Regions from separate parts of the Homo sapiens genome. Here region 1 is linked to region 2. A link is a contact called in ENCODE Hi-C or POLR2A ChIA-PET data. All regions are on one chromosome and are shown on one strand. Each heading gives the region's core, a stretch centred on a gene start or an enhancer-like site at or near the end of the contact. The rest is flanking DNA. Distances are from core to core; before and after follow the strand shown. Region 1 overlaps ALPK2 (alpha kinase 2). Region 2 overlaps LOC105372146 (a long non-coding RNA gene).

The links. A loop is a pair of places that touch in the nucleus more often than their neighbours do. ChIA-PET counts read pairs that join two places held with the same protein, here RNA polymerase II (POLR2A). Pooled maps may share reads with other maps.
Region 1: a map of left cardiac atrium shows a loop between it and region 2 (5-fold over the local background). The contact joins two enhancer-like sites. A Hi-C loop is called at or near these places in 2 of 168 maps with a recorded cell type or tissue (MCF 10A and left cardiac atrium), 2 of 37 single-sample maps with no recorded cell type and 9 of 50 pooled maps. POLR2A ChIA-PET finds 5 or more read pairs at or near these places in 5 of 52 experiments (AG04450, IMR-90, MCF 10A and 2 more).

What each region holds. Positions count from the first base shown.
Region 1 is chr18:58,592,807-58,595,506 of GRCh38, reverse strand. The region is part of intron 3 of ALPK2 (alpha kinase 2); the gene reads left to right. Among named protein-coding and RNA genes, the nearest start is that of SNORA108, 6.5 kb to the left of the region's middle. Within about 2 kb of position 1,371, at least 5 of the 41 ENCODE cell types and tissues checked have a DNase peak (open chromatin) inside an H3K27ac peak, as active enhancers do.
Region 2 is chr18:58,760,467-58,763,166 of GRCh38, reverse strand. The region is part of intron 1 of LOC105372146 (a long non-coding RNA gene); the gene reads left to right. Among named protein-coding and RNA genes, the nearest start is that of LINC01926, 52 kb to the left of the region's middle. RefSeq lists an enhancer at 1,135-1,184. Within about 2 kb of position 1,271, at least 5 of the 41 ENCODE cell types and tissues checked have a DNase peak (open chromatin) inside an H3K27ac peak, as active enhancers do.

The DNA.
Region 1 (2,700 bases), core at 122-2,621, 170 kb after region 2:
ATTATGTTAATCACTGCATCTCATCCTACCAGTGCCATCCTCCCAAACAAAATCTATTAAGATGTATCCTGGAATATAATTCAAAAAGGAGTGATCATAAGGACTTCATTCAAAAATAAGGATTCATGGAGGGCCTACTATATGCCGGGGACTGTTCTAGACCCTAAGGTTACAGCAGCAAATACTGGAGTCCCTGATCTCATGGGAAAGGGATCGCAAGAGGAGCCAGACATTTAACACACCAGGAACTATGTAATGGGTCAGGTGAAAAAAGATAAAGCAGCACGAGGGAGGGAAGGCGCATGACGGTGGGAAGGTCTCTCTGGTGAGGGGCTCTGAGCACAGGGGTGAAAGTACAGAGCGGGAGGTGATGTGGTTATTACCTGGGGAAGGCAGGTTCTCTTCACCTTCTGTGACTCCCACGTCAGCTCATTGCTTGTAGGCCATGGCACATGGTCATGACTTTGGATTTGATTTGGAGTGAGATGGAGACACATAAGAGGGTTTCTGAACAGAGATGTGATGACATTTTCTGGCTAAGTGTAAAAGGATGACTCTTATCTCAGTGATGTGAATGTATCCTCTGGAGAAGACTCAGGGCACAGATGGGGACTGCAAGCAACCATCGCGGTAATTCAGATGAGACGGTGGTGCCTCCACCCAGGACGGTCCTGCAGAAGGTGGGAGGAAGCGGCCAGGTTCTGAGTGTGTCTGACAGGAGCTGCTGTTGGACTGGATGCTGGACGTGAAAGGGGAGTGAAAGACGGACTCCAGGATTTTTGCACTGAGCAATTGGTAGAATGGAATTGCAGTTTTGTGGAGACAAGAAGCAGGTTTGGATAAGGACATCCACAGTTTGGCTTGGGGCGTGCTGGGTGTTTGATGAATTAGCAGAGCTCTGGGCCTCTGTGGCTAGGGACATTTGTGCTGCTGAGAGCTGGGGCTGCCGGCCATGGCTTGTCTGATGGAGCATTCATCTTAGTCCTGCTCCCAAGATGATGGGCCTTTCAGAGAATAGATTTACAGTTTAAACTTAAGATTGTTTTGGTATATTGTCACAATGCTCCTTAAGATTTCTGGGACATTATGCTCGCTTGGTGACCTATTAGGTGCTGGGGGTGGAAATTGTTTCTGGATAACTTTGAGTTTTCTTTTAATAAGAAGGGTCAGTCATCTATTAACTAAGCGTGGTGGTAGTAATGCCATAGGATTTTTTTCCTTTCTGAAATCAGTTTGCCCACTTCTTGTTCAAAGAATCTCTGGTGGGTCTGCGTTGCTCCCAGAGGCTCAGAAAGCTGTCAAAAGGGCAGAGCTTCTGCGCCAAGTGGAAGCCAGGAAACCGCTCCCCATGCATCCCCAGGAAAAGATCCTGGCTCTACCATGAACATGCCTGTTCCCTGACGTGTTCGCTATTGTACAAGAGTCCATGTCCATTTATTTAGTTCAGTGCTTCTGAGTGCTGGCTGCCCAAAGGAATAGCCTAGAAACCTTAAAAAAAAAACTGATGGTGAAGGTTTCACCCCATTATGCTGCTTAATTGTGCTTTTTTTTTTTTTTTTGGTTGGGGGAAGAGGTGGGCCCTGGCACTGGTATTTTTTTCCTTTTATTATTTTTATTTATTTATTTTTGAGATGGAGTTTTTGCTCTGTTGCCCAGGCTGGAGTGCAATGGTGCGATCTCGGCTCACTGCAACCTCTGCCTCCCAGGTTCAAACAATTCTCATGCCTCAGCCTCCCAAGTAGCTGGGATTACAGGCATGCACCACCACGCCTGGCTAATTTTTGTATTTTTAGTAGAGATGAGGTTTCACCATGTTGGCCAGGCTGGTGTTAAACTCTTGACCTCAGGTGATCCACCCGCCTTGGCCTCCCAAAGTGCTGGGATTACAGGTGTGAGCCACTGCACCCGGTCTTTTTTGCCTTTTTTTTTTTTTTTTTTTTTTTGAGACAGAGTCCCTTCCTGTCACCCAGGCTGGAGTACAATGGGGAAATCTCAGCTCATTGCAACCTCCACCTCCCAGGTTCAAGCGATTCTTCTGCCTCAGCCACCCAAGTAGCTGGGATTACAGGCGCATGCCACAACGCTCTGCTAATTTTTGTATTTTTAGTAGAGATGGGGTTTCACCATGTTGGCCAGGCTGGTCTTGAACTCCTGACCTCATGATCCACCTGCCTTGGCCTCCCAAAGTGCTGGGACTACAGGCGTGAGCCCCTGCACCCAGCCCCTTTTTTTCTTTTTAAATAGACTTTAATTTTAGAGCAGTTTTGGGGTCACAGCAAAATTGAGCATAAGACACAGATAGTTCCCACATACCCTCTGTCCGGCATGGTACATTTGTTACAATCCATGAATCCACACTGACATATCATCACCCCAAGTCCATAGTTTACATGAGGGTTCACTCTTGGTGTCCGTTCTACAGGTTTGGACAAAGGTGTCCTGACATGTATCTACCTCTGCAGAATCAGCAGTAGTCTCCCCGCCCTAAAATCCTCCGGCCCTGGTATTTTTACGAAGCGCTCCAAGTCACTTGAACGTTCAGCCAGGGCTGAGAACTATTGATTTAGTCTTACTGTGTGCCAGGCTTTGCTTTCAGCACTTTATAGGAGTTAATCCCTTAATCCTCATGTCACCGGGTTGATGGAGGTTCAGCTATTGTCCAGAGCTGTCAAGTGGCTTCTCCAACGCTGCGGAGCAGAT
Region 2 (2,700 bases), core at 22-2,521:
GTGCTGCGGGGAGAGGGGAATGAAGGCGTGATAAGAGACATGCGGGGGCTGTTCCTGGCTCGCTCACCTCCTTGTCCTCTTCCTCACCGAAACCACAGAGTCTCCCCCAGCCTTGCAGCAGAAGTGTGGTCGTGCCTCTGCAGTAAGCTGGGTGTAGGACTGGCTGGCCAGCATCTGCAGTCTATGCTGAGTACCTGTGCCTGGGTGACCCTTCCCCCGCGACTCCAGTGTGACCTTCCTTCCCAAGCCTCTTGTTGCCCTGGGGTCTTCCACATTCAGCTGTGTCAAGCTCAGGGAATACAGGAGGAAAATGGGATCGCCTCAAAGTTAGGGGCTGGGGGATGAGTTGCCGCAGGTACTAACAGGCAAACCTGCCCTGTTCCTCCAGCCGGGTGCCAGTGGTAGTTGACAGGGAAAGGGCCCTTGAGGAAGAGAGCAAGTGGGGAGAGAGAGGGAGAGACAGAGAGGATGGAGAAGTTGGAGGTCTCTGTGGTGGCCCAAGGGGGCAGTGGGGCCTGGAGGAGGTGGTTGGGCATCTGCTCCCACTAACCCATGGGCCACCTGGTCCCTTTGCCACGGACCCTGCTATGGGCAGCCATGGTGGGGTGGAGGCGTGTCCCTGGCACCCCCATGTCTCCCCGCATGAGTTTCCTGAGGAACCTGTGGGCATCCCGACGCCCTCTGGGTTTCACCTGGAGGACCACTGCTCACAAGTGGCCTCTCCTTATTTCTTTGAGCAACTTGAACTCTGTGAAAAGAACGTGGGCTCCACGGAGGCCTGTGCCAGCGGAGACAGGAAACATCACCGCTGTTTTCAAGATGGTTCCATTCACTCTTTGTCCTAGTGACCCTGTACTCAGCTCCCATTGTGATGGCTTGGGCGGGGGGATGGGCATGTTTTCTGGATAGTTCCACTGCCTCTGCCCCACTGCATGCAAGCCTGGTCAGCCTGGTGAGGGAGGGCATGCTCAGGCCCCCACCAGCCCCGGGCCTGCTGTCCTTCAGTGGCCTGTGTTCTGAAGACACAGGTGCATCTCTGTCACCCACTACCCACCAAGTCACAAACACCTGGGGCGGGAAGGAAGGTAAATGTTCCTCAAGGGATAGTGTGTATATGAGGGTGGGGTGCGTGGCTGGGAGGCGCACAAATGGCAGCATCCACTTAGGAGCCTGTACCCATCTTCCAGCAGGTCAGCACGGCTGAAGCCAGCAAATTTGTTGTGTTCTCTGGGCCTTAGCAGTCACGACCTTGGACCACGAGATGTGCCCTTGTCGCATTTATTTAAAGAGTTGAAATCTGAAAGGTGCATTAGAAATCGTTCTATTTATAGAGTCACTCTAAATACACTGTGGTGGAAGATGGCCAAGAGCTATTGTGAAGTGAAAGTAGGAACTGGAAAACGGTGAGCTCAGCATGATCTCACATATGCACATATGTGTACACCTGTGTGTATACATGTATAAAAGATATCTGTACACATGTATGTGTATAATACTCATACGTGTGTGTGCATATGTGTGTGTGTGTCCATATGGTCTGGAGATTTATATGCATAATACAACCGGAAGAAATATACACTGAAGAGATAGCATTATCTCTTGAAAGTGAGATTGGGATTATGTGGGGAGGGGAACTTTTAAACATTAATTTACGGAAAAGAAACGGAAAAATGTTCTGGTTCAGTCTAGCCAGGGTAAGTTTGAGACCTGGGCCCCAGGGTGACTTTCACCTCAACCACTGCTCTCTGCCAGTGCCACGCTGCCTGTGGCCTGGCCCTTGCTGTGAGTGTTTACGACCACAAAATTTACTTTTCCTGGAAGTGGTTTCTTCTGATGGCTGGAGAATGTTTATGACATTGTCCATCTCTGTTTCTCCTTAATGAAATTGCCTGGCAGCCGCGGTATTTTAGAGAAGTCTTAACCCCTACTCACTCTCCATTTAGCTTTCCATTCCATTTTCCATGGGAATGGCTGCTCTGACATCAGAATAGGCAATGGCAGCAGGAAGCAGTATCATCAAAGGTGCGAGTTTGAACTCTGGGGAGAGAGGTGTTCATAGGGTAATTTTTGCAACAGTTGGAAAATGCTCTACTGGACAGGGCTGGCTTTTGCTAAGAGGCTCAACAGGAGTTGGTCCATGTGCTGCATTCTCATTTTCACTCCCCAGTTACTCCCTGGGCCACCTGCCTGCCGCAGCACCTGAAGTCAAGTCACCAGAGGCTCAACTTTCTGGTCCATGTGTGGCTGTTTCTTTTTCTATTTATTTTTGTATTTTATTTATTTATTTTTTGTGATGGAGACTTGCTCTGTCACCAGGCTGGCACGATCTTGGCTCACTGCAACCTCCGCCTCATAGGTTCAAGTGATTCCCCTGCCTCAGCCTCCAGAGTAGCTGGGACTACAGGCACGCGCCACCATGCCCAGCTAATTTTTTTGTATTTTAGTAGAGACGGGGTTTCACCATGTTGGCCAGGATTGTCTTGTTCTCTTGACCTCGTGATCCGCCCATCTTGGCCTCCCAAAGTACTGGGATTACAGGCGTGAGCCACTGCGCTGGCCATGTGTGGCTGTTTCTAGGAGAGATTTCTGTCTCATTCCTTCTCTTCCTTTTTTCTTTCTCTCCCTCAAAATTTTCCAATGTTCCTGGGAGGGCTAGTCAGTCACAACTTACAGTGGTGTAGTAGTGGGCTCTCTGCCTGA